5 separate regions of the Homo sapiens genome follow, and regions 2, 3, 4 and 5 are each linked to region 1. The links are chromatin contacts, found by Hi-C or POLR2A ChIA-PET in ENCODE. All regions are on one chromosome and are shown on one strand. The core of a region is the stretch at or near the end of the contact, and the rest is flanking DNA. Distances in the headings are between cores, read along the strand shown. Region 1 overlaps MICAL3 (microtubule associated monooxygenase, calponin and LIM domain containing 3). Region 2 overlaps ATP6V1E1 (ATPase H+ transporting V1 subunit E1). Region 3 has its middle 20 kb from the start of LINC01634. Region 4 overlaps MICAL3 (microtubule associated monooxygenase, calponin and LIM domain containing 3). Region 5 overlaps MICAL3 (microtubule associated monooxygenase, calponin and LIM domain containing 3).

What was found. A loop is a pair of places that touch in the nucleus more often than their neighbours do. ChIA-PET counts read pairs that join two places held with the same protein, here RNA polymerase II (POLR2A). Pooled maps may share reads with other maps.
Region 2: a loop to region 1 is called in a pooled map, with 2.6 times the contacts of the local background. The contact joins two enhancer-like sites. A Hi-C loop is called at or near these places in 2 of 50 pooled maps. POLR2A ChIA-PET finds 5 or more read pairs at or near these places in 2 of 52 experiments (OCI-LY7 and T-cell).
Region 3: a map of motor neuron shows a loop between it and region 1 (2.9-fold over the local background). The contact joins two enhancer-like sites. A Hi-C loop is called at or near these places in 13 of 168 maps with a recorded cell type or tissue (GM11168, GM12878, GM18951 and 8 more), 1 of 37 single-sample maps with no recorded cell type and 4 of 50 pooled maps. POLR2A ChIA-PET finds 5 or more read pairs at or near these places in 3 of 52 experiments (B cell, K562 and T-cell).
Region 4: a map of PC-3 shows a loop between it and region 1 (5-fold over the local background). The contact joins two enhancer-like sites. A Hi-C loop is called at or near these places in 14 of 168 maps with a recorded cell type or tissue (CD8-positive, alpha-beta T cell, Calu3, HepG2 and 11 more), 5 of 37 single-sample maps with no recorded cell type and 22 of 50 pooled maps. POLR2A ChIA-PET finds 5 or more read pairs at or near these places in 3 of 52 experiments (A549, HEK293 and activated naive CD8-positive, alpha-beta T cell).
Region 5: a pooled map shows a loop between it and region 1 (4-fold over the local background). The contact joins two enhancer-like sites. A Hi-C loop is called at or near these places in 1 of 168 maps with a recorded cell type or tissue (esophagus squamous epithelium) and 4 of 50 pooled maps. POLR2A ChIA-PET finds 5 or more read pairs at or near these places in 2 of 52 experiments (MCF 10A and WTC11).

Annotation. Positions count from the first base shown.
Region 1 is chr22:17,827,343-17,833,238 of GRCh38, forward strand. It overlaps MICAL3 (microtubule associated monooxygenase, calponin and LIM domain containing 3), which reads right to left. Exons shown (of 32, transcript NM_015241.3): 21 at 4,512-4,765; 22 at 302-439. Among named protein-coding and RNA genes, the nearest start is that of LINC00528, 53 kb to the left of the region's middle. Within about 2 kb of position 2,794, at least 14 of the 41 ENCODE cell types and tissues checked have a DNase peak (open chromatin) inside an H3K27ac peak, as active enhancers do.
Region 2 is chr22:17,591,034-17,596,929 of GRCh38, forward strand. It overlaps ATP6V1E1 (ATPase H+ transporting V1 subunit E1), which reads right to left. Exons shown (of 9, transcript NM_001696.4): 8 at 3,496-3,583; 9 at 1,103-1,703. The coding sequence ends at 1,641. Among named protein-coding and RNA genes, the nearest start is that of SLC25A18, 30 kb to the left of the region's middle. Within about 2 kb of position 3,723, at least 4 of the 41 ENCODE cell types and tissues checked have a DNase peak (open chromatin) inside an H3K27ac peak, as active enhancers do.
Region 3 is chr22:18,046,934-18,052,829 of GRCh38, forward strand. No RefSeq gene overlaps it. Among named protein-coding and RNA genes, the nearest start is that of LINC01634, 20 kb to the left of the region's middle. Within about 2 kb of position 3,303, at least 2 of the 41 ENCODE cell types and tissues checked have a DNase peak (open chromatin) inside an H3K27ac peak, as active enhancers do.
Region 4 is chr22:17,993,696-17,999,591 of GRCh38, forward strand. The region is part of intron 1 of MICAL3 (microtubule associated monooxygenase, calponin and LIM domain containing 3); the gene reads right to left. Among named protein-coding and RNA genes, the nearest start is that of MIR648, 16 kb to the left of the region's middle. RefSeq lists enhancers at 153-653, 654-1,154, 2,746-2,945. Within about 2 kb of position 2,941, at least 5 of the 41 ENCODE cell types and tissues checked have a DNase peak (open chromatin) inside an H3K27ac peak, as active enhancers do.
Region 5 is chr22:17,962,348-17,968,243 of GRCh38, forward strand. The region is part of intron 1 of MICAL3 (microtubule associated monooxygenase, calponin and LIM domain containing 3); the gene reads right to left. Among named protein-coding and RNA genes, the nearest start is that of MIR648, 16 kb to the right of the region's middle. Within about 2 kb of position 2,449, at least 3 of the 41 ENCODE cell types and tissues checked have a DNase peak (open chromatin) inside an H3K27ac peak, as active enhancers do.

The DNA.
Region 1 (5,896 bases), core at 1,544-4,043:
GCGGTGACCAGAAACATGAGAGAAAGACAGAAAATTCTTGGTTTACCCAAGATCAGGTTCATTTTACCATTTTGCATCAATGGAGAAAGAGTCCACAACCTCTTAATCCACAGAGAACTTCACATATCCTCAGATGAAAAGTACAGGTGTCACAACTGACAGCAGCAAAGCGGGATGCGCCTGGCTCCCGTGTGTGACCTCATGGGTGGCTCTGCCCTGACAGAAAGGCCCCCTGTGGCGACAGAGGCAGCAGGCGGGTGGTGCTCGGGGCACACTGCGGCCTGGGGCTGGGAGTGTTTACCTCCGGAAGCAGAGGACTCAGAGGCCGGCGCCATCCTCTCTTCCTCCTCTCTCTCACGGATATGAGTCCAGTGCACGTCAGCCTGGATCTCCAGAGGATCCGCCGCGTGCATGACCTGCTGGAGCCTCTGGTTCCCGGCTAGTGTCCCAGGGTCAAGGGGTGGAGAAATGAGGTGGGGAAGGAGGGGATGAAATAGCATGGGAAAGGAAACAGAAAGAGAAGTTACAGCATTGGCCAGGGTCAGTATGAATCAGAAAGAAGTAAAAATTAAGAACATGTATGCACATGTATACACACACACACACACACAGACGCATGGACACACAGACACACACGCACAGTCCTTCTGCTCATTCAGTGTGACCTGGTCATTTCCAGCCGTATATGTACCATTCAATTCAGTGAAGAGAATCACACATTCCTTTCTGAGGCTCCTTTCATCCTGAGCTGCATTCAGGGGGCCCATGCACCAAGATGGAAAAAGAGCAGATTCCAGCCTGCTTCTGCAGGCCCAGCCCCAAGGGGTCACAAGGACCTGCTTTGTCCCTAGCACAGTGTGAGACCCCAGGATGCACTATCCTGCCCCTCTGCTGGTCACACAGCAAGGTGCCCACCACCACTCGCCCAGCTGATGGCCAGGTGACGAGAGAGGTGGGAAGAGATTGTGTCATTCTGCCGCCAGCCGGCCAGCTCACACAGGACAGAGATAGACTTTGCTGGCACTTCGGTTTGCATCTTCTGCAGCTGGAGCTGCTGCTGGAGAGAAAAAGTCCCCGTCCCTTAGTGGGCCTCATGCTGCATGCTGGGTCTGAGGCAAGGACACGGATCCCAGTGGAGGGTAGAGTCAGGGGAGGTGATGGCTGGGAGGGAAGCAGAGCTCTTTCATGTACGTTTCCAAACCCTTGGAATTTCACAGGCGAGAATGAGACCAACAGCTCTCTGAGGTCAAAGCCCTCACCTGAGAACTCCATGTGGTGCCCTGCTTATCACCTCTGGAAACAAGGCCTGGTTTCTCAGCTACATGGAAACTCACCAGTGGCCCCTCTGGATCCCTGCCCTGTGGGATCCCTGTACTTAGTGCTTGGACCGTGCCACACAGTTGGGTTAAGATAAAGGGACAGCTAGCAACTGGGAAGGGAAGGTGGCTGTTCAGCAGGTGCCACCTGATCTGAAGGATTCGTGTTCCTGCCAGGAGCCAGCTTCCATCTGGGAATGGGTGACATGCCTCCTCTGAGTCTAACCAGACAATCTGGCCTTGGCTTCAGTCACTATGACAGCCTCTTCAAGCAACAGGGAATGTGAAATGGGCAGAAAGGACCAGCAAGACCACCCAGTGTGATGCTGGCCCTGTGCTCTGCCGTATGTGGGGTATCAGCCCATTGTTGGAGCTGCTAGTCTCTATAGATTTGTTGCTGGCCCTGCAAGCCGTATGTGGAGTATTAGCCCCTTGTTGGAGTTGCTGGTCTCTATAGATGTTGCTGGTCTCTATAGATTTGTGGACTTTTTCTGAGGTGAATTTGCCTTTTTTTTTTTTTTTTTTGAGACGAAGTGTCGCTCTTGTTGCCCAGGCTAGAGTGCAATGGCACGATCTCAGCTCACCGCAACCTCCGCCTCCCAGGTTCAAGCAATTCTCCTGCCTCAGCCTCCCAAGTAGCTGGGATTACAGGCATGTGCCACCATGCCCGACTAATTTTTTATATTTTTTAGTAGAGACAGGGTTTCTCCATGTTGGTCAGACTGGTCTCAAACTCCCGATCTCAGGTGATCCACACGCCTCGGCCTCCCAAAGTGCTGGGATTACAGGCATGAGCCACTGCACCCGGCCGTCAATTTGCCTTTCTTTATGGTGCTGGGTGGGACTAAGTCACAGCAGAGTCACCTAACAGCCTGGATGCACAGGACTGAGGAAGGTAAGTCAAAGAGTGCAGGGCCTTTCTCTACCTTCTCAGCAACAAAGAGAAGAGACACATTCTTCTCTCAGAGTCCTGCTGTGCTTCCTGCTAATACATGCAGCCTTGGGGACTTATCGACAGCACAAGCCAGCATTTCCTCCTTTCTCAGAGAAACATTAAAGGCACCTGCACTGGCGATAGGTTTCCTGCATCAGAGAAGGAGCCAAGTCTTGGCTGGAGATGAGCTTGCAGTAAAACATATGCGGCATAGATGGGGCCGCATTCCATGAGGCCACTTCTGGAGCCTTCTCCAACTTCCTCCAGAACCTCTTCTGACTCACATGTTACTTTGCGCCTGACTGTCTGGGCAGGCTGGGACCAGGGAGAGTAGCCCAGTGAGATGTGTGCAGAGCCCGTCAGCACAGTTCCATAAAACACAGACCTTTGTCTGTGAGACATGCTCTTGGAGGCAAATTTTGGATGGCTGCCAGGGAGCTGGGGTAGAAGGTGGGCACGGGGTAAAGTGGGTACCTTTAAATGTCCTCAAATCTTCTTCCTGTGGGAGGTACCTGGCGCCACTGGCCTTGCAGTTCTGTGTCCCAGGGGCAGTACTCCCCTTCTACAGCAGGGGGAGCCAGAGACCCACACAGCATCAGGAATCCCACAGCGCGATCAAGCAGGGAGGGAAGAGAAGGGAGTAGTGGTGTCCAGCCACTGCCTGCACAGGCACCGTCGGCTGCCCGACAGACACACCTGCGCTAGGGACACAGGCTCCGGTCTGGGACTCTCGGAGTTTGGCTGAATCTGTCAGTATGTGTTTGTGTAGTTAAAGCTCTTTTCCTACAGGTTTGGTCTTGACGTTAGCACTAAGTCCAGGAAATTAAGTCTGCGTGAAGGAAAGCTCGGCTCAACTCTCCTGAAAAGGGAACGTGCTTCGACCCGAAGCTGTGCCAGGGCTCAAAGCTGCCGAGTGATCATCATCAGATGGAGATGACGATGTCTGGAACAGTGCAAACAAAACACCGTGCCCTGGACCAGCTGTGCATGCTCACTCTGCTGGCTAGCAGAGGCCACGCCGGCACCTGGCTCCGCAGACACGGCAGCATGGAGGGAGAGCCCAGATTCACAGACCCCATTTCTCCTAAGGCAGACAGGGTGTGGAGTGCGGGTCACTAAGGGCTGCCTGTGGGTCCTGCCCAGCCTCTGCCTCAGAGGGAAGAGTAGAGAACTGGGAGAGCAGGTCCTTAGGGAGCCCGAGGAAGTCCCTGACGCCAGCTGTTCTCGCGGACGCCCAACGGTGCGGTTCCTTCTGCTAACCCACCTCACTGGGGCCAACATCCTGGAGCTGCACAGCTCCCAGGGGACTGGATCAGGAACATGAGCCCTGTCAGGCAAGGGCTCAGCCCTGTGTGCCAGAGAAAACAGACCCCCGGATGGGACTGGGCAGCAAGCACACAGGTGCCAGGAGAAGCAGAGATGAGCACAGTGCCAGCTCTGCAGGGCCTGGGGTCACTGAGAACTCAACCGATCCTCTGACCGCTGCAGGGAGTCACTGGTGCTCAGAAATTAAAGGTCATGTCCTTCCTGCTCACTCCACATCTATCTTTTGGGGACTCAGATCTCCACCTGCCCTGGCTCCGTCTTCACCACCCCCCAGACTTCTGCGCTGCTGGAGCAGAGAAAGAATGGCCTTCTCTCCTGCACAGGCCCAGCAAGTCCCTCCTCATCACTTGAGGCCACACACACCCAGAGATGGGGCAGAATTGAAAAATCTCAAGTCCAAGGCAAGAGACTATTTCAGAACCAGCCAGAGTGGCTGGCCCCTGGGCCTGAGTATCCCTTCAGGACACTGTCCCCAAAACGCTGCCCTGCGTGCCATCAACTGAGCCCCATCCAGTGGGCACTAAGCTCATAGCCACCTCCGAAACCCTAGACTAGGATCAGGGAATCCTCTAGAAAGCTAAATTCCCTTTCCTTATTAATTTTTTCAACTGAAACTACAGGGCAAAAAGAGAAAACGAGGTGGAGACAAGTAGGAGTGGCCTAACTTGGATGAGTACTTGGACTGGCTCTCTGCCTTCCACTTCCAGTTTCTAAACCAATGTGCACAAGGGACATTACTTCCACTGCCAACCGCCTGCTCAACGCTACGGTGTCCTCCCCTCTGCCCCCCATGTCTTATGTCAGGAGGGGTGGTCCCTGGGCTGTGCAGGAGGCACGTCCGTGTGACGTCAGCCCCAGAAACCTCTTACACTCACGCATGAAACAGATCACTTTGGGGGGCAGGGCAGAGTTCGGAGCAGAGATTTTGTTCTGACCTTCACTGGACTCTTCCTCCTCCTCGTCATAGTCCTCCTCCTCCTCCTCTTCATATTCTTCCTCCTCCTCCTCCTCCTCTTCATTCCCAGGCCCAAAGCTCTTTGAGGCCTCTAGCTCCTCTTCACTTTTCCCTTTCAGAAGGGCATGGATCCGCACGGCCTCCTTCCACGGAACACCACCCAGGTCAGATGGGGGCAGGCGAGGCTCCTCCTCCTCCTCCTCTCCCTCCTCCTCCATCTCAGACTCGGAACTACTGTGAGGAAATAACCACATAGCCAGAGTGAGGGAATGAAGAAAAACTGAGAAGGGGAAGGGGAAGGGCCACCATCAGAAACAATGCATGTCAGGCAAAGCAGCTGCTGAGCAGGCGGAGAGAGACAGGAGGGAGGAGAGAGCGGCATCAGCAGGACAGGGTACCTGGGCATGAGAAGCCACCTACCCAAGCCCGACTAAGGGGACAAAGGGAAGAATGCCTCCTGCTCACAGACCTCACGCACTTCTCCTCAGGTGGATGGGGTAGGGAGGGGACCACCGAAGGCTGCCTGTGGGTCTGGCCCAGCCTCTGCCTGTGGAGGGGAGTGTGCAGAACTGGGAGAGCAGCTCCTCACGGAGCCCATGGAAGTTCCTGACTGCAGCCGCTCAAACTCAAGCCACAGCCCCATCCCTCAGGGTGCTTCAAGCAGCAAACACTGAGATCGCTGGTTTACGTTTCATAGACGGCCTCGAGGGCACAAGCAGGGCAGTGGACTCATTCTGATATAAACCCATGACCCTGGGAATTGAGAATGGAAAGTCTTCTCTCATCCTGGCCCACTGTCTAGTTAGAGGAACTCAATTCTGTGTGACTGCGGCCTGTCAGAAGCCTCTCAGGAGAGCTGTGGGTGTGGTGGGGGGAGGGGGGACCCAGAAAGGCCTGGACTTAACTGGCTGATGATCAAGGTCTGTGTGCTGGGGTGGGGCGACAGATTCCATTTCCTGGCACTCCTTAGAACCCTACCACGTGCCAATCCCTGAGCAGGACACTGTGGGGACACACAGGGAAATGACGGCAAAGGCACCGCTCACTGCAAAGCCACAGGACAGAGACGATGGGGAAAGGGTGGAGACAAACCTCCAACCCCAGGGCCATCGCTCCTGCCAGCTGCTGCACTGCCAAGCACTCCCCTCACAGCTGCAGGCAAGCGTGGCCGACATAGGAAGCCGCACACCTGTAAGAATGCACATGCCACAACGGACACTACCCAAACCGTAGCTCCTCGCTCTGGCCACCCTCCTGCTGCAGTGTACCCCACTCCTGCCCTGTGGAGGGAGGCAGGACAGGAACAAAACCGGGTTCCTTGCAACCTGTGGGGCTCCAATACACGCAAAACCCCAACATTGCTGC
Region 2 (5,896 bases), core at 2,473-4,972, 240 kb before region 1:
GGAACACAGCCATAGGGAAATATCTGCTTGTTAGTGACACTGGGTTTTAAGCCTTGATTCTATCCCTTCATAAGTGAATCGTCTTGAGGAGCTGAGTTTGCTGTGAGAGCCCTCCTCACGCACCTCGATTCCTCCCCCAAAGGCTGCTACAGGAGAGATAATGTCACAGCAGCAGGGCCAAGTCCTAAGAAAATCAGCACCTGCTGCAGGAGCTGGTGTTTACAATAGTCCCATCTACTGTGAAACCTGGGCTAACAAGGAAGAGGATGGTGCTAACATGGTCAGCCCTGGGGGCCTCACTCTCTGTTATGAGAACTGCATTTGAGTATGGGCCCTGGAGACAGACCTCAGTTCAAGTCCCAGCTCCACCATGTACTAGCTGCAAGGCCCTGGGCAGCTCTTAGTCGTCACCTACGGAAAAATAAAACATGGGACAGGGAAGGAAGAACAGGGCCTCTGTGAAAGGATCTGGTTCCAGCACACAGTGACCTGCTCCAAAATAACTCGGTTTTTTGGGTCTGGCGCCGTGGCTTACGCCTGTAATCCCAGCACTTTGGGAGGCCGAGGCAGGCGGATCCGAGGTCAGGAGATCGAGACCATCCTGGCTAACACGGTGAAACCCCGTCTCTACCAAAAAATACAAAAAATTAGCCAGGCGTGGTGGCGGGCGCCTGTAGTCCCGGCTACTCCGGAAGCTGAGGCAGGAGAATGGCACGAACCCGGGAGGCGGAGCTTGCAGTGAGCCGAGATGGCACCACTGCACCCCAGCCTGGGCAACAGAGCGAGACTCCGTCTCAAAAAAAAAAGAAAAAGAAAAAACAAACAACTTGGTTTTTCTCATTCGGGCAACACTAATAAAACTATTTCCTCAATAAAGTTGTGCACGTCACGCTGAAGAGCCATGTGGGGTGTGTGGAAGATTGCAAGGGTGGAAAGAATGCTCCTGGTGATGGGCTGGGAACAACGGGCAACAGCCCAGGGGACCCCCAGAGGGTTAACGGGTCCAGGTGCTGACAGCTGTCACCATCAAGTGCCACGGGGATTGGGAAAATACTTCTTTTCTAGGTGCCTCAGTAAGAATTTGACTCTGTCAAAACCTAAATTTGTAGTGCCTTACACTAGAAATCACATTAAATCCGCATAACTCTTTTAATAAATAAAGCATATTCATGGCTTAGATTTTAAATCACATTTACAGATGAGGGAAAACTTCTAGGCCTAAACAGGTAACAGTAAAGCGACTACTGCTGGAAGGAGTGGTGTGCCACATGCGCCTTAAGCCTCAAGAGTGGGGACTGCAGGGCCAAACACCAAATACATCACCTTTAGGCCAGACGGAGAGTGGAGACCCAGGAAGCCCATGCAACCACCATCTGCCCCCTCCCCTAGTGCTGCAGAACCGGCTGGACACTGTCACACTTTCAGAAGAACTGGAGGTGGGTCCTGATCATATTACATGAAGCTTTCCACCATTGTGAACAATTAGGCAAGGCATGAGTGACAGAGGGGCATCGCTGATAAATACAGAGCAATACTGGGGCAGTGAAGAGGAAGCTACAGAGACATTCGTGTTTCTTCAAATATCAGAAGCTTCCACATCACAGCAGGAGAGCTGACGACGAGCTCCACCTCCTGAAGGCTTAGTCCAAAAACTTCCTGTTGGCATTTGCACCAAACAAGGCTCCCCGGACTTCTGGCATCATCTGTGGAGAGAAAGTGTAATAAATACGCAATGTCAGCTGAAGAAGTTGTAGAGCGCTGCACATCTTTTTTTTTTTTTTTTTTTTGAGACGGAGTCTCGCTCTGTCGCCCAGGCTGGAGTGCAGTGGCGCATCTCCGCTCATTGCAAGCTCACGCCATTCTCCTGCCTCAGCCTCCCAAGTAGATGGGACTACAGGTGCTTGCCACCATGCCTGGCTAATTTTTTTGTATTTTTAGTAGAGACGGGGTTTCACCATGTTAGCCGGGATGGTCTCGATCTCCTGACCTCGTGATCCACCCGCCTCGGCCTCCCACAGTGCTGGGATTACAGGCGTGAGCCACCAAGCCTGGCCAGAGTGCTGCACATCTTAACCACAGGTGGAAAGCCATGAACCTCTATGTGGCTGGGAAGGACTCACAAAGCCACGCACATCAAAGCCACCCTCTCCTTCCCTGAAGCAAGTAACACATTCCTTGGTGAGAAACTTAACTCATCCCAAATCTGGGGTTCAGACTGCTTACAAAAGGGACACATTAAAAAAAAACAAAACAAAAAAAAACCTAAAGTCACTACTATCTCAGACTTAACTCATCATAATCATCTCACCACAATATGCTGGGTCACCTACACTCTTTCTTCAACAAACATTTACTGAGTGCCTACTATGGCCACAGCAGCTGCAAAGAACACTTCCAATGCCAGCTTAGGCTGGAAGCACTTGCTACAGCCACTGATGAATCCTTAGGAGAACTTAACCCTGGACTTCCAAGGCTCGGCTGTCCAACAGGGCAGTCCTAGCTACAGATGGTTATTGTGTGCTGAGAAACTGAATTTTTCGGTTTAATTAAATATCCGTAAGTGAGTAGTGGCTATGATACTGGATGGGACAGTGGCTACTAGGAAACAATGTTCTGAGGTTTAAGTTACCAGAATATGAAAAAATCAAGGTGAAAGTGCTTTAGTTATAAGACAAGTATCTGCATAAACAGTAAACTGCATATCTAGGTCAGGGAATAACTAGGTTGGCAGCCACAGCAATAGACTCCCACTAGAAGTCTAGAAGATGCCCAGCATTTTAGAACAAATGGAATTTTCCTGGCTTGTTTCCTAGAGTTCCTGTGTACAAATCTGGAAACATCTGAAAAGCCAGCAGCTTTATGATAATTCCTTTAAATAAGTATTTGTGTCTGAGCACGGTGGCTCACACCTGTAATCCCAGCACTTTGGGAGGCCAAGGCGGGTGGATCACCTGAGGTCAGGAATTTGATAACAGCCTGGCCAACATGGTGAAACCCCGTCTCTACTAAAAATACAAAATTAGCCGGGTGTGGTGGCAGGTGCCTGTAATCCCAGCTACTCGGGAGGCTGAAGCAGGAGAATCGCTTGAACCTGGGAGGTGGAAGTTGCAGTGAGCCAAGACTGCACTCCAGCCTGCGCAAAAAAGAGTGAAACTCCATCTCAAAAAAGCAAAACAAAACAAAAAAACACAAGTATTTGCTTTAGTTCCCATCACTCCTGTTAGAGAAAGAACTTGTCAGCACCTTACATGTAGTAAAATGTACATATTCGAATCCTAGGTCAACAAAACACTTGTTCTGACCCCAAATTCACCCTCATGTAAATGTTACCACCTCAGCAAATGCTACTACATGCCCAATTCTCATTCTTTTTGAGAAAATGTCCAAAACTGGAAAGACAGCAACAAATCCCAAATACCAGTGAATGGACACGTGTTCTCTGTCCCACTTCAAAGTAACAGCAGACCAACTACCAAGAAGTACCCCCACACTCACCTGCTGGGCTATGAGATCCAGCCGGCTTTCCAGGGTGTTGGAAACCTTTATTTTACGATCTCCATTATAGATCTCAACTCCACCAGCTCTGCAAAAAAAAAAGCACAGGAAATAATCATTTTCAAAGACTTGAGAAAGATACATGGTACCCTTTACTCCCGCAGAGGAATGCCCTTGTCTTGGTGTGTAGACTGCGCAACCTAAGCAACAGGCTTGAAAGGAACTGAAAAAGCTTCTGAAGATGTAACGCACAGTTGGTTTCAGGAAACCCCAGTCCCCGCCTAGATGTCCATTATATGAAACAGCGTAGTATTTGCATACAACCATCACACATCCTCCCCTATATTGCAAATCATGTCTACAGCACTTAAAATAGCTAATACGATGTAAATGGTTGTTATACCGTAGTGTTTAGGGAGTGAAAAGAAAAAGTTGGTTGAATTCACAGGTGTGGACCCCAAAGATACAGAGAACTGACTGTATTCATCTCAATAACTGTCATTTACCAAGTGACACTATGTGTCAATTTGTTTTGTTTTTTTTGAGACTCGCTCTGTTGCCCAGGCAGGAGTGCAATGGTGCGATCTTGGCTCACTGCAACCTCTGCCTCCCGAGTTCAAGCAATTCTCCTGCGTCAGCCTCCCCAGTAGCTGGGATTACAGGCACCTGCCATCACGCCTGGCTAATTTTTGTATTGTTGTAGAGACGGGGTTTCACCATGTTGGCCAGGCTGGTCTTGAACTCCTGACCTCAGGTGATCCGCCCACCTCTGCCTCCACAAGTGTTGGGATTACAGGAGTGAGTCACCGCGCCCAGCCTGTGTCAATTTGATTTTATGTTACAAAACCTGTTTTAATTATCACAGCCAGCCCTCCCCAACAAAATGAAAAAGAGAGGATTTCATCTCAGTTTGCAAATCACTCAATCCTCATCTGAATGTTTTCTTAAGCCCAATCCTGCTCATTACTGATGAGGCCCTATCACGACTGCATGTGTGTCTGATAAAAGATGCCACTGCTGGCCGGGCGTGGTAGCTCACCCCTGTAATCCCAGCACTTTGGGAGGCCGAGGTGCTCCCAAACTCAAGTTTGAGGCCAGCCTGGCCAACATGGCGAAAGCCTGTCTCCACTAAAAATACAAAAATTAGCTGGGCATGGTGGGGCGTGCCTGTAGTCCCAGCTACTTGAGAGACTGAGGCAGGAGAATTGCTTGAACCCAGGAGGCAGAGGTTGCAGCAAGCCGAGATCACACCACTGCACTCCAGCTTGGGTGACAGAAAGAGACCCTTACTCAAAATACAACAACAACAACAAAAAAAGAGGCTGGGTGCGGTGGCTCACGCCTGTAATCCCAGCTCTTTGAGAGGCCGAGGTGGGCAGATCACGACATCAGGAGATTGAGACAATCCTGGCTAACAAGGTGAAACCCCGTCTCTACTAAAAATACAAAAAAAATTAGCGAGGCATGGTGGCGGGTGCCTGTAGTCCCAGCTAATCGGGAGGCTAAGGCAGGAGAATGGTGTGAACCTGGGAGGTGGAGCTTGCAGTGAGCCGAGGTCGTGCCACTGCACTCCAGCCTGGGTGAGAGTGAGACTCTGTCTCAAAAAATAAATAAATAAATAAATAAGATAAAAAATGCTATGAGGTTAGTGCTAATACGTCAATTTACAGATAAGGGAATCAGGGCTCACTACTATGGTTTGAGTCTGTTCCCTCAGAAACTAATGGTGAAATTTGATTCTCAATGTGGCAGTGTTGGGAGGTGGAGCATAGTAGGAGGTGTTCAGGGCTCAAGGGCAGATCCCGAGGCAATGAACTGTGGCGAGGGCCTGGATTCTAGCTCCGGCAGGACTCGACTGTGAGCAGAGGGTGGGCTGGTATGATAGGGAGTCTGGTTCCCTAGGCTCTCTGGCCTCCTCTCTCGCCATGTGGTCTCTATGCACACACCCACTCCCCTTCCACCTTCTGCCATGAGTGGAAGCAGCCTGAGGCCCTCACCAGATGCAGCTGTCCAATCTTGAACTTTCCAGCCATGAGAATCATGAACCAAATAAACCTCTTTTCTCCATGAATTACCCAGCCTCGGGTATTCTGTTATAGCAACACTAAATGGACGACACCACTCAATGAAACTGAATAAACGAGTCCAAGATTACCCAGGTAGTAAGTGGCAGAATCAGGAATCTAACCCAACTCTGACAGCATATCTTATGAGTTTATATACTTTTTCCATTTACAGAGCATTTTCACATGTACTATCTCATCTTTTTTTCTTCACTGCATGAAACAAAAAAGCAAAAAGCAATGATCCTATTTTACATATGATGAATTCAGTCTCCAGGTCCCATAGTAGCAAAAGGCCAAGATAGGACTCAAATCTAGGTCTTACATTCCTAAGTGTG
Region 3 (5,896 bases), core at 2,053-4,552, 220 kb after region 1:
TCAAAATTATTTTATGCGCTTTTCTACTGTGTGAAATTTGGTTACAATCATTCAATTTTATTCTTTATTATTTTTATTGTTTTGAGACAGGGTCTCACTTTGTCTTCCAGGCTGGAGTGCGATCTCAGCTCACTACAACCTCAATCTCCTGGGCTTCAGCAATCCTCCCACCTCAGTTCCCTGAGTAGCTGAGAGTACAGCCACATGCCACCATGCCCGGCTAAATTTTTTTTTTTTTTTTTTGAGACAGAGTCTTGCTCTGTTGCCCAGGCTGGAGTACAGTGGTGCCATCTCGGCTCACTGCAAACTCCGCCTCCAGGGTTCACGCCATTCTCCTGCCTCAGCCTCCCAAGTAGCTGGGACTACAGGCACCCACCACCACGCCCAGCTAGTTTTTGTATTTTTAGTAGAGACGGGGTTTCACCGTGTTAGTCAGGATGGTCTCGATCTCCTGACCTCGTGATCCGCCCGCCTAGGCCTCCCAAAGTGCTGGGATTACAGGCGTGAGCCACCGGGCACGCCCTACTACTGACTGGGTCTTTCTGAAGATGAATACAGAACCCCACCATTGAAAACGGCGCTGACTGCAGTTTGGCTTCAAGATAGGAACTTGAACGAATTGAACTTCAGGTGTATCTAGATAGCATTTGGGAGGGCATCCAGTTGGGTCAAAACCAGATCATCATTCATAGAAGGAAAAAGAAGCAGACAGGTCAACCCAAAGGGCCACATGACTGAGTTAAAACAGAGAACTTTCTTCAGAAGTTTAGTTATTATGCAGATCTCGCCACACACAACGATGATGCTTAGAAGAACCTAGGGCCCCTCGGCGGGGAACAACATGTCTTTATTAGCCTTGACAATACTTTCCAACAAACTACATTGACTTTTTAAATAACGATTTTATTTCTTAGAGACAGGGTTTTCTTGCTACTGTTGGCTGGGCACAGTGGCTCATGCCTGTAATCTCAACACTTTGAGAAGCCAAGGATGGGAGACTGCTTGGAGCCAAGAGTTTAAGGCTAGCCTGGGCAACATGGCGAGACCCTATCTCTACAAAAAAAAAAAAAAAAAAAAAAAAAAAAAATTAGCCGGGCATGGTGGTAAGCCCTTGTAGTCCCAGCTACTCAGGAGGCTGACGTGGGAGGATCCCTTGAGAATGTGAGTTGGAGGCTGTAGATGAGCCTGATCGTGCCAGTGTACTCCAGCCTGGGTGACAGAGCCAGACCCTGTCTTAAACAAAAACAGAAAGAAAGCAGTGCTAATGGCACGTACATGATCCCAAATAGCCTCCTGGAATCTCACCCCACATCGTCCGGTGCTCCGGACGTTCTCTGTGTATGGAGTCACACCTCACGTTTTGTTAGGCAGAAGGTGCGGGTGTTATGAAACATAAGTAAGCTAATGAGAATAAACAAGAATCTTTTTCTCTAGGGCCTGAGAATATTTAAGGAACATAGCTCTAAAGTCCCCCCCTCATCTGCCAGTGCATTTAAGATTCCAGAAAGCAGAAGACCGATTCCGGACCACACAGGAAGCCCGACGCCCGACGAGAACGGGCACGGAGGCGCTGCCTGCGCGCAGCTGGTTTACATTCCCTTGCTGCCGCAGAATCACGCGGTGCCTCGAGCAACTCCTTTGACCCTCTTAGAACCCATTCCTTTTCCAAGGGGATTAGTTCCTTCCGTGCAAAGGCAGACAGAAACGCGTTCTGCCCCTGTCCATTTAGGGAGCTCGGCAAACACCACGTGCCGCTCGCTGCTGTGACGAGCGCCTTCCACCCAGTTATCTCTCCGCCCTCCGCGTTTTATCTGCCTCACAGTGCCTTTAACGGATTTCCTTTCCTGTTCCCCTCCTATTCCAAGTGCTTCAGGTGTTCAAGTAATCATAGCGATTTTAAAAGCCTCTCCTGTTTCTTGCCTGGGAAGTCAGATGGACCCACAGGAAGAATTCACCTCAAGGCTCAGGTGAAGACTGCGAGAAAGGTGGCACCTAGAGCAGAGAAGGATGGCAAATTGTGATTTTGACACGTGGCCTGAGCCACGGTTCTGATTCCTGGCGTGAAAACCCAAGGAGGCCTGAGGGGGCCTCAGCACTGGCTGTGCTTCCCTCATCTTTCCTTCTGTTTAATGAATCTACTCTGCAGAGAGCAGAGCAAAGGAGACCCATGGTCCTCGATGAGCCCATCTTTTTATTTATTTATTTATTTATTTTCCGGGACTGAGTCTCGCTCTGTTGCCCAGGCTGGAGTGCAGTGGCATGGTCTCAGCTCACTGCAACCTCCACTTCCCGGGTTCAAGCAATTCTCCTGCCTCAGCCTCCTGAGTAGCTGGGATTACAGGTGCCTGCCACCACACCCAGCTAATTTTTGTATTTTTAGTAGACACAGGGTTTCACCATGTTGTCCAGGCTGGTCTTGAACTCCTGACCTCAGGTGATCCGCCCACCTCAGCCTCCCAAAGTGCTGGGATTACAGGCTTGAGCCACTGCTCCCGGCTGAACCCATCTTTTAATTTTTTGAAATAGGGTCTCGCTGTGTCGCCTAGGCTGGAGTGCCATGGCGCAATCACAGCTCACTGCAGTCTCGATCTCCTGGGCTCAAGCAATCCTCCCACCTGTCTCCTGAATATCTGGGACTACAGGCGAGCGCAACCTTGCCTGGCTAATTTATTTTTTTTTTTGTATTTTTAGTAGAGACAGGGTTTCACCGTGTTAGCCAGGATGGTCTCAATCTCCTAACCTCATGATCCGCCCGCCTCGGCCTCCCAAAGTGCTGGGATTACAGGCGTGAGCCACCGCGCCCCGGCTTTTTTTGTTTTTTGTTTTTTTTTTAAGACAGAATCTCCCTCTGTCGCCCAGGCTGGAGTGCTGTGGTGCGATCTCGGCTCACTGCAACCTCCACCTCCCGGGTTCAAGTGATTCTCCTGCCTCAGCCTCCCAAGTAGCTGGGACTACAGGCACCCGCCACCATGCCTGGCTTTTTTTTTTTTTGTATTTCTAGTAGAGACAGGGTTTCACCATGTTGGCCAGGCTGGTCTTGAACTCCTGACCTCAAGTAATCCGCCTACCTCAGCCTCCCAAAGTGCTGGGATTACAGGCGAGAGCCACCGCGCCGTTTTTGCTTTTCTAGAGCATTATTAGAGAAGTTTTCCAAATGTTCATTGTTATCCTGAGTGGGCTGAGGGTAGCTGAGAGGGCAGTTAAGGGGTTGAGATGGGGGAGAATGGACTAGAAGAACCCTGTGCCCTAGAGAATCTAGAGAAGTGTCTGCACAATGGCAGGGAGCCATGGCTCCAGGGAAAGGCAGGCCGAGGACAGGACTTGAGTTGCCTTTTAGGGAAGCAGCCTTACCAGCAATTCCAGTTTGAAAAATTACTTTGCCAGCACAGATCAAGACTTGGCTCCTTCTGTCTGGAACAGTATGAGGACGACGTCTTTGGGGTTCTACCCTGCGTCTCCCCAGTCACTCCCTAGCCCATCATTTAAGGGAGGCAGTGGAGATTCTAGGACCCGTTTGCTGGGGTAGGTCCCAGAGGCCTCAGAGGAAGCCTGGCCTCACAGTTGGATAAGGCTGGTAAATATTAGCAACAAAACGGATTACTATGCTGTGCAAGGAACAGGAAGTCTATGCACCCGATTTTTAGGGGAGAGAGAGGTCAGGCTGGGTTTTGGTGCAAACTTTCTGGTTATCTTTCTGCCAGAATCTTCCCCAATGAGCTCTTCCCCACATGCACCGCGTGTGGCAATCCTGGGCAGAGGTAAAGCGATAAAGATGGTGGGAAACCTGCTGCTGCTTCAGGGAATCAGGCCCCCAGAGAAACAAACCGACAGGAGGCTTCTGTGCTAAAGCAGGTGAGGCTGCCCTGCTTGAGCACTGGGGTGGTCCTGGGCAGGAGTCATGGTGGAGATGGACAGGACACCCTGGGGACTGTAGGCTGCCTTGTTTCAGCAGCAGAAGGGTCTCTGTCCCTCTCTGAGGCCAAGTTTCTATGGGGACTCTTGGAACCATCTCTTCTCTGCTTACGTGGCTTCTCCCTTTTCTCTCCCAAAGTTTTAACCCCCAATCCTCTCTCTTGTTATTTGTAATTAAAAAGAAAAGATTGGCCAGGTGCAGTGGCTCACACCTGTAATCCCAGCGCTTTGGGAGGCCGAGGTGGGTGGATCACCTGAGGTCAGGAGTTCGAGACCAGCCTGGCCAACATGGCGAAACCCGTCTCTACTAAAAATACAAAAAAATTAGCTGGGTGTGGTGGCACACGCCTGTAATCCCAGCTACTCAGAGGCTGAGGGAGGAGAATTGCTTGAACCCTGGAGACGGAGGTTGCAGTGAGCTGATTGCACCACTGCATTCCAGCCTGGGTGACAAAGTGAGACGCCGGAAAAGAAAAGGAGAGGGGAGGGGAAGGGAGGGGAGGGGAGATTCCCTTAACGTTAATATTAATACCAGGCAGATGCGGCGGCTCATGCCTGTAACCCCAGCACTTTGGGAGGCCAAGGCAGGCAGACTGCTTGAGCTCAGGAGTTCGAGATCAGCTTGAACAATGCGGTGAAACCCCTCTACTAAAAAAACAGAAACAACAAAAACCAAAAAACCCCCAAAACCTGAGGTGGGAGGATCACCTGTACCTGGGGAGGTGGAGGCTGCAGTGAGCCACAATCATGCCACTGCATTCTAGGCTTGGCAAAAAAGCAAGACCCTGTCTCAAAAAAATTAAAAAAAATTAATATGAATAGCACTTACATTGTGCTGTGCAAGGAACTGTTTTAACCGCTTCACACATACTCATTTAATCTTCACATAACTCCTCTAAGGGAGTAGATGCTATGATATATTTTAAAGAAGAAGAAGCCTGGACATGGTGGCTCACACCTGTAATCTCAGCACTTTGGGAGGCCAAGACAGGCGGATCACTGGAGGTCAGGAGTTCAAGACCAGCCTAGCCAACATGGTGAAACCTCGTTTCTACTAAAAATGCAAAAAAAAAAAAAATTAGCTGGGCATGGTGGCGGGTGCCTGTAATCCCAGCTACTCGGGAGGCTGAGGCAGGACAATCGCTTGAACCCGGGAGGTGGAGGTTGCAGTGTGCTGAAATCGAACCACTGTACTCTAGCCTGGGTGAGAGAGGCTCTGTCTCAAAAAAGAAAAAAAGGGCCGGGCGCGGTGGTTCACTCCTGTAATCCCCAGCACTTTAGAAGGCAGAGGCGGGCGGATCCCGAGGTCAAGAGATCGAGACCATCCTGGTTAACACGGTGAAACCCCATCTCTACTAAAAATACAAAAAGTTAGCTGGGTGTGGTGGTGGGCGCCTGTAGTCCCAGCCATTCAGGAGGCTGAGGCAGAAGAATGACGTGAACCCGGGAAGCAGAGCTTGCAGTGAGCCGAGATCGTGCCACTGCACTCCAGCCTGAGCAACAGAGCGAGACTCCATCTCCAAAAAAAACCAAAAAACACACACACAAAAAAGGCAGCAGCAGCAGAGGCACCGGGGTTTCAGTGAGTTGCCCCAGGTCATGTTGTGTCCGGAATTGGTGGGTTCTTGGTTTCACTGACTTCAAGAGTGAAGCCACGGACCCTCGCGGTGAGTGTTACAGCTCTTAAAGTGGCGCGTCTGGAGTTTGTTCCTTCTGATGTTCGGACGTGTTCAGTTTCTTTCTCCCCGTGGGTTCGTTGTCTCGCTGGCTTCAGGAGTGATGCTGCAGATCTTCGTGGTGAGTGTTACAGCTCATAAAGGCAGTATGGACCCAAAGAGTGCGCAGCAGCATGATTTATTGCAAAGAGCAAAAGAACAAAGCTATCACACTAAGGAAGGAGGCCAGAGCGAGTTGCCTCTGCCGGCTCGGGCAGCCTGCTTTTATTCTCTTATCTGGCCCCACCCACATCCTGCTGATTGGTAGA
Region 4 (5,896 bases), core at 1,691-4,190, 170 kb after region 1:
TCTGCCCCCTGAGAAGCAGGCCAGGAATATTTCAAGGAATATGCCAACTAACCTCAATGCACCTCTCCTGGCACTTCAGAGAGAGAACTCAAGAGTGAAGAGAGGGAAATATGGAGGAGGGGTCTGAAGACAGGAAGCGGTGACCCCCCAGGACGGAGGTAACCCCGTGGAATATGCCCAAGTCAGTTGCCCTCAACTGGTCTGTGACACCACAAGTCCAAAACCCAATGCCTTCATCTAAATCCTGACGCCACCACTTGTTTTAGCCCTCTGTGCCCCACTTCCTAGTGTGAAAAGCAGGGATCATAACAGCACCCCGTCTGTCCGCTGTGGTGAGGACTGAGCGCGTTAAGACACGTGGGCACTCAGGACAGTGTGGCATGGCCAACAGTCTCTAAGCATCTCTGATGCTGCCATCGCTGCTGTGCTCATCAGCGCCAGGTGCTGCTCTCCCACCCCTGTCCCTGTCCCATCACAGCCTGACAATTCTCAGCCACAACAAGGAGCTTTGTTGGTGGAGGAGGGAGGAATATGGCTAGAACCTCTGTAAGCTGACTTTCTGTGGGCTGGGGACAGTCCACGCTAAAGGGTAGCTGCCATTCCCCTGGGGGCTCCAGGTGCCAGGAGTGAGCACTCTGCATCTTCCCCCTGACCAAGCTGCTCCTCCTCTCTTGGCTTCCAACACTGGCACTGGCCTCCCGGGACCCATGCTACCTCCAGACTTCAACTGGCAACAGAAAAGAGACAGAGGGCTGGGTGCAGTGGGGTGCCTGTAATCCCAGCACTTTGCAGGGATCACCTGAGCCCAGCAGTTCAAGACCAGACTGGGCAACACAGAGAGAGCTTGTCTCTCCACAAAATTTAAAAATTAGTCGGGTGTGGTGGTGTGGGCCTGTAGTCCCAGCTACTCAGGAGGCTGAGGTTGGGGGATGGCCTGGCCCAGGAGGTCAAGGCTGCAGTGAGCCGAGATCATGCCACTCCAGCTGGGGCCACTCCAGCCGGGGCCACAGAGTAAGACTCTGTCTCAAAAAAAAAAAAGAAAAAAAAAGAAGCATGGGCAGGAGAGAAGAGAAGCCTGGGACCCACTAAGGTTTATTTCGCCTTTACACAGGAAAAGTCAATAAAAGCCACTAGTTAACCACAAGGCTGTGCTGTCCATCCCTCTCCTGCCAGAGTTAACCAGACCGAATCTCCTGCCAGAGTTAACCAGACTGAATCCTTCAACAGATATACAATTCAACAGACACCTGCAGACGTGCCTAATGCAGGAAGACTCCTCACTAGATTCCCTCACACATAACACACATGCACTCTGAGCTGGGCGCTAGAGAGACACGGCCTAACAGAACACGAAAAAGATACTGTTGTCCTTGCCAAGGTCCTCACTACTTAGCAGAAGCTCTTGCCCTTCCGCTTCCACCTTTCATCAAGGTATAAGCCAACAGTCTCACTTCTTCTCTCTTCTTTAATCTGATTTCTGTCCTCCCTTTTTCTTTTAAGAGACAGGGTCTCACTCTGTCACCCAGACTGGAATGCAGTGGTGTGATTATAGCTCACTGCAGCCTCAAACTCCTGGCCTCAAGTGATCCTCCCACCTCAGCCTTCTGAGCAGCTGCGACTATAGGTGTACACCACCATGCCCGGCTAATTTTTAAAATTTTTGTAGAGACAGGGTCTCACTATGTTGCGCAGGCTGGTCTCAAACTCCTGGCCTCAAGCAATACTCCTACCTTGGCCCAGCCTCTCAAAGTGCTGGGATTACAGACGTGAGACATTGCACCCAGCCTTTTCTTTAATTTTTTTTTTTTTTTTTTTTTTTTTTTTTGGGACAGTAGGGTCTTGCTCTATCACCAAGGCTGGAATGCAGTGGTGCGATCTCCGCTCACTGCAGCCTTGGCCTCCCAGGCTCAAATGATCCACCTACCTCATCCTCCTGAGTAGCTGGGAATACAAGTGTGCAACACCCACACCTGGCTATTTTTTGTATTTTTTTTGTAGAGACAGAGTTTCACCATGTTGGCCAGGCTGGTCTGGAACTCCTCACCTCAGGTGATCTGCCCACCTCGGCCTCTCAAAGGGCTGGGATTACAGGCATGACCCACCACACCTGGCCTCTTTTCTTTTTTAAAACTGCGGCAATCATCTCTCCTCTGTTGAACTCACCAATGAGAAAAAGTCAATGGGGCCAGGCATGGTGGCTCACACCTGTAATCCCAGCACTTTGAGAGGCTGAGGCAGGCAAATTGTTCGAGCCCAGGAGCTCTAGACCAGCCTGGACAATGTGGCAAAACCCCATCTCTACAAAAAATTTTAAAAATTAGCCAGGCTTGGTGGTGCACGCCTGTAGTCTCAACTACTCAGGCAGTCAAGGTTGCAGTGAACCATGATCGCACCACTGCACTCCAGCCTAGGTGGCAGAGTGAGATGCTGTCTCAATTTAAAAAAAAAAAAAAAAAAAAAAAGGCTGGGCACAGTGGCTCACACCTGTAATCCCAACACTTTGGGAGGCCGAGGCCAGTGGATCACAAGGTCAGGAGATCGAGACCATCCTGGCTAACACGGTGAAACCTTGTCTCTACTAAAAAAAAAATACAGAAAATTAGCCGGGCATGGTGGCAGGTGCCTGTAGTCCCAGCTACTCGGGAGGCTGAGGCAGGAGAATGGTGTGAACCCGGGAGGCGGAGCTTGCAGTGAGCCGAGGTCGTGCCACTGCACTCCAGCCTGGCCCACAGAGCAAGACTCCATCTCAGAAAAAAAAAAAAAAATGCAATCAACTGCAAGGCTTGGGGTGACAGTTTCCTGGTCATTCTTCCCAGTTTTTTTGTGTCTTTATAGCTAGAGATGACTAAAGCCCACCTCCAAGAAAACAGCAAGTCACGTACAACTGAAGCCCATGGGGGCAGGATGCTGTTCTCTCCACCGGGGCAATCCAAGCACCTGAGTGTCTGACACCACCCATCACCCAGGGGATCCGAGCTGAATTCTAAAGACTGGAACCAAAGATGACAGAGTGCGTGGCTGGAGAGAGGGGGAAGTCCACAGAGTTTAGGTAAATTTCTGAACCACATCCCCACCACGCCCACAATGTACTGCATTGAAGTACACCGGAAGCTAAAGACCAAAAAGGAATCAGATTTTCAGCTCTGCCACCTAAAGCAGAAACTGAGGGCCTTATTCACCGCACAGACTTTAGCCCAAGTGCCATGCCTCCAGTTTCACAGTTTCACCAGCAGCTCAAGCAAAATGGCCTGGACACTAAAGATGGCCTCTGGGTCAGAGTATCACTCATTTCCTCTGTCCACAAACCACTTTGATTCTCTTTGATTCTCTCTGTCCCTCATCTCCCCATCTAGTCTTTTTTTTTTTTTTTTTTTTTTTGAGACAGAGTCTTGCTCTGTCACCCAGGCTGGAGTGCTGGAGTGCAGTGGTGTGATCTCAGCTCACTGCAACCTCGGCCTCCTGAGCGCAGGCAATCCTCCCACCTCAGCCTCCAGAGTAGCTGGGACCACAGGTACACACCACCACGCCCAGCTAATTTTTGTACTTTTTGTAGAGATGGGGTTTAGCTATGTTGCCCAGTCTGCTCTCAAACTACTGGGCTCAAGCAATCTGCCCACCTCAACCTCCCAAAGTGTTGGTATTACAGGCATGAGCCACTGCGCCCGGCCCATCTGGTCTTATTAAATACTTCATTCTCTGCAAATGCAGACGTTTTCTCAGCTCTGATTATTTTTTCTAAAGTAATGACCCCCCACCTGGCTAGATGAATGCTTCTAGCAAAGGAAAAGACCAGAATGTGAAAATTGTACTGCAATAGAACATAAAGCCCGTCCAACCCCACCTCCCATCAGACCTGGGGTGGTGGCAGCAGCAGGCGTCAGGGCTCTCAGGCCTGCCCATTAGTCATCCCTAAGGCCCGTTAGCACACGGGTTAGGAGGAGCACACACTCTGGAATCAGAAAGCCCAGGATTGAACCCAGCCCTGCTTTCAGTCAAGGCTTTGTCACTCACTATCACTCCCTTGACCTAGGACCTCACAAAACCTTGTCATCCGTAAAACTGGGGATGATAAGTTCTACCTTGAATGTTGTTGTGAGGAATAAATGAGGTAATGTCTATGCAGCACCTAGCACAGATTCCTGCAGATAAACACTCAATAAATGTTAACTATCATCCACTACCTAGTCATCAGAAAAGCACAATGATCTGGTATCTTTAAGTCCTTCCGCTTCCAAAAAAAAAAAAGAAAAGAAAAAAGAAAAAGATGTGTGGATTTTTTCCCCCTAAAGGTCTCAGTGAAGTGAAACTTAAGAAGGAAAACCTGGGCCGGGTGTGGTGGCTTACGCCTGTAATCTCAGCACTTTGGAAGGCCAAGGAGGGTGAATCACCTGAGGTCAGGAGTTCGAGACCAGCCTGACCAACACGGTGAAACCCTGTCTCTACTAAAAAATACAAAAAATTAGCAGGGCGTGGTGGCAGGTGCCTGTAGTCCCAGCTACTTGAGAGGCTGAGGCAGAAGAATCGCTCGAACCCAGGAGGCAGAGTGCATGAGCCAAGACTGCGCCATTGCACTCCAGACTGGGCGCGACAGAGCAAGAGACTCCGTCTCAAAAAAAGAAGAAGAAGAAGAACCCAATTCAAATCCCAGTTCAGGGACCAACTCATTTGCAACTTAAAGCAAATCATGTTACCTCCATTTCTTTGCCTATAAAATGGGAATAATAGACTCTATTAAACTTTAACGACTTCAGAGACAATTAAGAATCAATGAGATAACAGGTCATGAAAAAGCTTTCACTTCCTCAAGTAAAAAGCAACTAAGTAGTAAATCCAGAGCATAATAATAATAATAATTATTATTATTATTATTTTTTTTTTGAGATGAAGTCTCGCTCTGTATCCCAGGCTGGAGAGCAGTGGCGTGATCTTGGCTCACTGCAACCTCCACCTCCCAATTCCCGGTTAAGCAATTCTCCTGCCTCAGCCTCCCCAGTAGCTGGGATTACAGGCGCGCACCACCACGCCCAGCTGGTATTTTTAGTACAAACAGGGTTTCACCACGTTGGCCAGGCTGGTCTTGAACTCCTGACCTCGTGATCCGCCCGCCTGGCCTCCCAAAGTGCTGGGATTACAGGTGTGAGCCACCGCGCCGGGCCCAGAGCATAATTATTATTAAAATGCCAGGCCCCATAATATTATGGAACATAAATAAGCCAATGATGGCTCTTATTTTTTCTAGAACATTAGATTTGATGCCCTTTTCGTCTGTTCACATGGAACCTGCTACAAGACGGAGAAGGCAAATGGCTGCTCCTAGCAGATCCCAGTTCAGAGGCACGGCCCAGCAAAGCTAGCACTCTGCCAATGGTCAGGCTTCGACCATCTGGGCCACTTCCCAGAAGCCAGTGCCAGGAGAAATTAGGTAATTCATCTGGTTCCACCTGGACATGTGAAACCAACGACAACCAAAATCCTCACCTGCAGGACTACTCGACAGATGCAGGAAAGGGTCCCCTTTGACCCTCTGCTCTTCTGTACTGAATGGTGTACCACTCTTCCAGGGCATGTGCCATCCTTCCTTTAAAGGGCAACACATGATCCAGGAAGAAGAGCTCAATTTTTCCTTATTTTTACTTCTAGGACCAAGACGTGAGTTTCATTTTTAATCTACCACAGAAATGTCTGGAGAGCTGGAAGTTTGAGTGGGAGGAGGAATGGGGGGGACCTCATTACCCTAATTTAAAAACGGAGCATGCAACCAAAACTGCATCCAATATCATCATCCCCAGGTCTCTCAAACCCAAGGAAGAGAGGAAAAATTTACTTTTATGTTTATTGAACATCTGCTACGTGCCAAGGACTGTGCTAAGTTCTTCACGTACATTATTTCCAAAGC
Region 5 (5,896 bases), core at 1,199-3,698, 130 kb after region 1:
CCGGAGGCACGCACTCAGCAGGCACTCGCAGGCTGGGCAGAGGTAGAGAAGCAGCGCTGCACAGGCAGGCAGCTGACCCAGGGCTCTTAGAGCCGGGCAGGAGAGCTGGTGTGGGACCTGGGAGGAGGACAGGAGCCTTCAAAGCAGCACCGCCTGATTGCAGCCAGGAGGGTAGCATCAAGGAAGATGGAACTGCGGCCAGGCCACATCCAGGGGTGCTCGAGCACAAGAAAAAAGGGGATGGGTTAGAACTGCAGCAGTGGGAACCAGAATTTAAAAAGGGAAAATTATTCGACAAATTTGGAGCACTAACTATGGCAGGTGTAGTTTTAGGTGCTAGGAATAAGCAATTTCCAAGGACCCTTTGAACAGAAATGAAGCAAATGAGCTACACAGGGCGGCATAAAAACCAGCTGCTGGTGTTACTCCCTTCTTATCTGTATCCTGTGAAAGGGCAGGAAGGTGACAAACACTTGTTTTTCTGTAGGTGCCCAGGTTGGTTTTGAACTCCTGGCCTCAAGGGATCCTCCTGCCTTAGCCTCAGGAGCACACCACCATGCCCAGCTAAATTTTTTTTTAAAAAATTTTAGAGACAGGGTCTCACTATGTTGCCCAGGCAGTCACGAACTCCTACCTTCAAGCAATCTTCCTGCCTCAGCCTCCCAAAGTGCTGAGATTAGAGGTGTGAGCCACCACACCTAGCCAGCGAGAAACACTTCTATTCCAATCAATAATTTAACTTCAGCTACAACCTTCCTAGACACAGATTTACTTACTTATTTTTGAAACGGGTCTCACTCTGTCGCCCAGACTGTAGTGCAGTGGGGTGATCTCAGCTCGCTGCACCCGCCGCCTCCCAGGCTCAAGTGGTCCTCCCACCTCAGCCTCCCAAGTAGCTGGGACTACAGGCATGTGTCATCACGCCTGGCTAATTTCTGTATTTTTGTAGAGACAGGGTTTCAACATGTTGCCCAAGCTGGACACAGGATGTTTAAAGGAAGACTGTTAGGGACACCCATGGCGTGAGATGAAATGACAGCCATCTCCATTCTTTAATGACAATGATTTTGCTCCCCTTGCCTTCACATAAATGCGGGCTAAGGACCTGACAGTCCCTATCTCCCAAGCACTGACGCAGGAGAGCTGTGAACACGTGATGGGCCTCCGTCGCCGGTTCCTTACCCTGCCACGGCCAAGCGCCATCCTGCCTCCATGCAACCCCAAGGAGAGGAGGGCAGTGAGCATCTCTGACACCCCTTGGCACTGAGGTGAGACTCTTCCTGTGAGCCCGCACCCCATCAACGTGCTCCATAAGCCATAGGAGTCACCACAAACTTCGCAAGTGGATAATAGTCAGGCCTCACTGAAGACACAGCTACCCATGCTGATCCAGCCAGGAGGGTCGCTTCTGTGTCTCCTCCTACTCCACACCCACATGAATCCCACAGGCCGATCATTGCCTTGCAAGGTAAGATGCCCTGGTGCAGACAAGGAGCCGCTTTACCCATCAGGCTACCAGCTGAGGGTCAAATAGGCACAAGGTCGTGGGGACATATTTTAAGGACGTGGTCCCTACTCTTGCTGCATTTATAATACACAGTACAATCTGAGACCCTCGCAAATTTTGTAACACAATGGCAATAACAACCATTATTGGTTACCAACTAATTGGTACCATTAAGGTAATAACAGAGAGACTTCCTTCTGGGCCTTCCCCAAAGGCAGACAAAGGTTGGTTTGCTTCCTAATCTCAGTCTCCAGGACATTACAAACAAAGGATTCAAAATGGTGTTACTACTGGAGCTGGAATTCCGTGTTCTAACAAGAATGAAGAAAAGAGCCAATCAAGACCCAAAAAATCTGCCTCTCCTCAGCTCAAGAGGAAGAAGGCCAGCCTGCTGTTGCCCTCTGTCCCTGCATTCCACAGCACCAGGCTCTTCCCTCACATCCCTCTCCTCACATTCTTACCTTATATGATTGAGGCCAAATATGCAAAGCCCCGTCTCCCAGCCATGTACACAGTAGCTGCTGGCTGAGGACACTGCTGCCAACGCCACAGGCCCCAGCGAACAGCCCTGACTCTTATGTGATGATCTGCTTTTGGGTCCTGTCACTATCTGCGCACACAGCACACGTCCACATGTATCACTGACCAACCCTAACAGGGCAAGGGTGGGGATGTCAGAGATTAGCTCCACAGGACTTGGACCCTACGTGAAGATTAAAAATTTAAAATCAAACTCGGGCATTTCTGCCATCTGTAACCCACCTCCACACTAGAACCCTCTGACAGAAAGTTTCTGTGAGTAGGGAAATCTGGTCCACAAATAAGCTGTCCCTTTAAAGATCTGCAGCAACTTAAAACCAGCTGGTTTCTGGTACAAGCCAGTCCTCAGAAAGTAACTCTCACTTCAACTACAGAGGATAAGGTCCAATGATTTTGAGTTTTGTTTTAAAAAACAAAGCAAAACAAAAACCCCGAATTGCTCAGCTGGGACACTGGCTGGTTCAGGAGGGCTGGGGGTTTTCAGAAGCAGCAGCCGCATGGCACTGCTGACCGTAAGCGCACTGCTAAACTGAAGCGCGGTGGAGGTCTGGGAAAAGGGGAAAGCAAACACTCCAAAACAGAAACGCCATCGCTGAAAGGGCACAGAGCAGGTGCGGGCCTGCCCCCAGGTGTCTCCCACTCCCTGCGGTAGGAAGTCCTCTGACAGAGGGAGGAAACTGGGCCAAAGGAAATCCATGCATCCGCTGCTCTCCTTTCCCTCCTTCCCCTTCTATTTAAAAAGAAGAGAGTTTGAGACCAGCCTGGGCAACACAGTGAGACCCCGTCTCCAAAAAAAAAAAAAAAAAAAAGGAAGGGAACTATTTCTGTGCCTGAGAATGGCTGTGCTTGCGAGAGTCCTTCTGTATCAGAAAGCAATGACTTTTTACAGGATTGCAATAATACCCGGAACCCCTAAAAGACCCTGGAACTGGCACAAGGGTGCCTATAATTTCAATGCTTAAGAGAGGTCCTGAAGGCATGTCACTAACACAATGATTAGAGACCATTTCTTACCACACATCAGAGAGTCTTCATGCTTTGGTCTCCTACCTTAGAGAAAGCACTGACTCCATTCATCCCAAGGACTGAAATAATGGTGCTGATGAAGATGAGGCCCCCAGGAATAACTGCAGCTATAGTGTATTCATCACTTACTACTGATATACTGATTGTCACTGTGAGTTAAGTATTTAATACAGCGATCAGCCTCATGTGATAGACAAGAAAAAGGAGACAGAGAGGCTACGTAACTTGCCCCAAGTCACACAGTAAGAGCTGACACCTGATCCCAGGAAGCCTGGAACCGTGAACACTAAGTAGCCTCTCTACTGATATCTGCTATCATCTTAATCCAGAAACCACCCTGTAAGTAGTTATAATTATCTGCAAGTTACAGATAAGGGGGAAAATAGAATTAAGAAAGGTCAGATCACTTGTCCAACTAGTAAGCTATAAAGCCAGGAGTCAAAAATCCAGGTCTCCAACCTCCACATTCTATGCCTTTTCACTACACTGCACTCGAGGGTGGTCTGACCAACCACCACGGGACCAACCACCGTGGGACTTCCATGTAGACAGCTGTTCCCAGGACCAGAAGAAATAATACTGGGCCACAGGGCACACAGGCAATGAAGAGTCAACACACATGAACTAGAGAGGAGTCGGAGGTAACTCCATGCCATGCAGGATCTGCCATCTGCTGCCAGCTTCATCATTCTCAGACAGAACCCTCATCCTGCCACATCCTGCTTGACAACCACACACGTTTCCTTATCATCCACTGCTTCATGCCTCCCATCGAATTTCCAGTCCCTGACTCTGGCCACCCAGCTTCATCCCACTTTCCCTGAGATAACTGCCCTCCAAAGTGGCCCCACAGCCTGTGGGCACATTCCACTCCCTCGGGCCTGGGTGTGGTTCCCCACACCTGAGCGCTCCTCCTCCCCTCTCCAGCCTTATTCCAGAACCCCGCAGAAGACCTGCCTTCTTCACAAAGCCTCCATCTCTTCTCGTCCTTTCTGAGCCCCTCCACCTCCTCACTCCTCTGCAGTTCCAAACAATTCAATCCTTATTCATATCCAGACAGTACTGTTTGCATTGTTTCTGTTTCTCCAATGGAAAATTCCTCAGGGGAAGAACCATGACCAATCCTCAGGAGATGAGGGTAGCAGAGGGCTTCAGAGCACAGGCTTGGGAGTTGGACTGAGATTAATCCTGACTCTGCCACACACTTGGCTGTCCAATTCCTAGTTAACTCCCCTGCCAATGGTGATAAAGACAGTACCAACTGTCTAGGGTATTTCTAGGAAGTAAACGACAGAATGCATTTCTAAAGCATCTTCCATGATACCTGGCAAAAATGGTCCATGAGTAATTATTTCAATGATTATGTATCTGCCCCCAGTGTAGCCTGAGCCTTGCTAAATGTGCAGCTGGAACTCAGGAAGCAGCTGCAATTAATTGACAGAAAATTATTGGAGGTTAGGGTTATCTGTAAGAACTAGACAAAGGAAGAAAAGTAAGAGGGAATTCAAGAAAGTGAAATAGCAGATGGGAATGGGTAGTGGAACAGGGGAAATAGGATCCAAGGACTAAGTCAAATCTGTAAGTACTTCCTGGGCACCCATGTGTGCACACACTCCATGGGACTGATCAAGGGTAGGTGAGACAGAGGTTCCATGGACAAGGGCCACCATCCAGCTAAGCAGTCAACCAACACGTGCTGAAAGAACAGAACACCTGTGGCACAGATGCAAATGAACAGGATGGCCAGCATCCCTGGTCTATCCTGGCATAACTACTCGTTTTCACCATCAGTGATTTTGTTATCTTTATGTGATAGAGGCTATTCCATACAACCTATTGGCTGAAAATAATGCCTAACAATAAAAAAGCTACTAAGAATTCAACATTTTCCCATGCATTTGTATTCTGTTCATCACAACGGCATCTACATACCCTGCAAAAAAAAGTAGAACACATATATTTAAGGCATTTACTCAAGCGACAATATTTGATGAATCTGCCCTATGGATTCACAGTCTTGGCCACTGGGCAGTGTACATGCAAACACACACACACACACACACACACACACACCCACACACACCCACTCATGCCTACAGCATGGGGATCCCACTGACAACAGCTCAGAAGAGAGGTAAAGGTTAAGGACAGGCTTCTAACAAATTCAGTTCAATACATTTAAGTACATATTATAATAAAAATGAGGACCAGGTGTGGTGGCTCACGCCTGTAATCCCAGCACTTTGGGAGGCCAAGATGGGAAGATCACTTGAGACCAGGAATTTGAGACCAGCCTGGGCAACACAGCGAAACCCCTTCTCTATTGTAAAAATGACTAAAAATTGGCTGGGCGTGGTGGCTCACGCCTGTAATCCCAGCACTTTGGGAGGCCGAGGTGGGCAGATCACTAGGTCAGGAGTTCGAGACCAGCCTGACCAACATGGTGAAACCCTGTCTACTAAAAATACAAAAATTAGCCAGGCGTGGTCACGCACACCTGTAATCCCAGCTACTCAGAAGCCTGAGGCAGGAGAATCGCTTGAACCTGGGAGGCGGAGGTTGCAGTGAGCCAAGGTTGCACCCTGTACTTCAGCCTGGATGACAGAGTGAGACTCCGTCTCAAAAAAAAAAAAGAGTAAAATTTAAAAATTAAATAAAAATAATTATTAAATGATGCTTGTAAAAGTAGGTAAATAGATGCAAGTTTCACGGAAGAAAGGGTGGATCTGAGGAGATCCTGAAGGATGAGACCAAGTCCAGCAGAGTGAAGAGGAAAGAGAGGAAATGGCGAGAATTCACATGAGCAAAGGGGGAATCAGATAG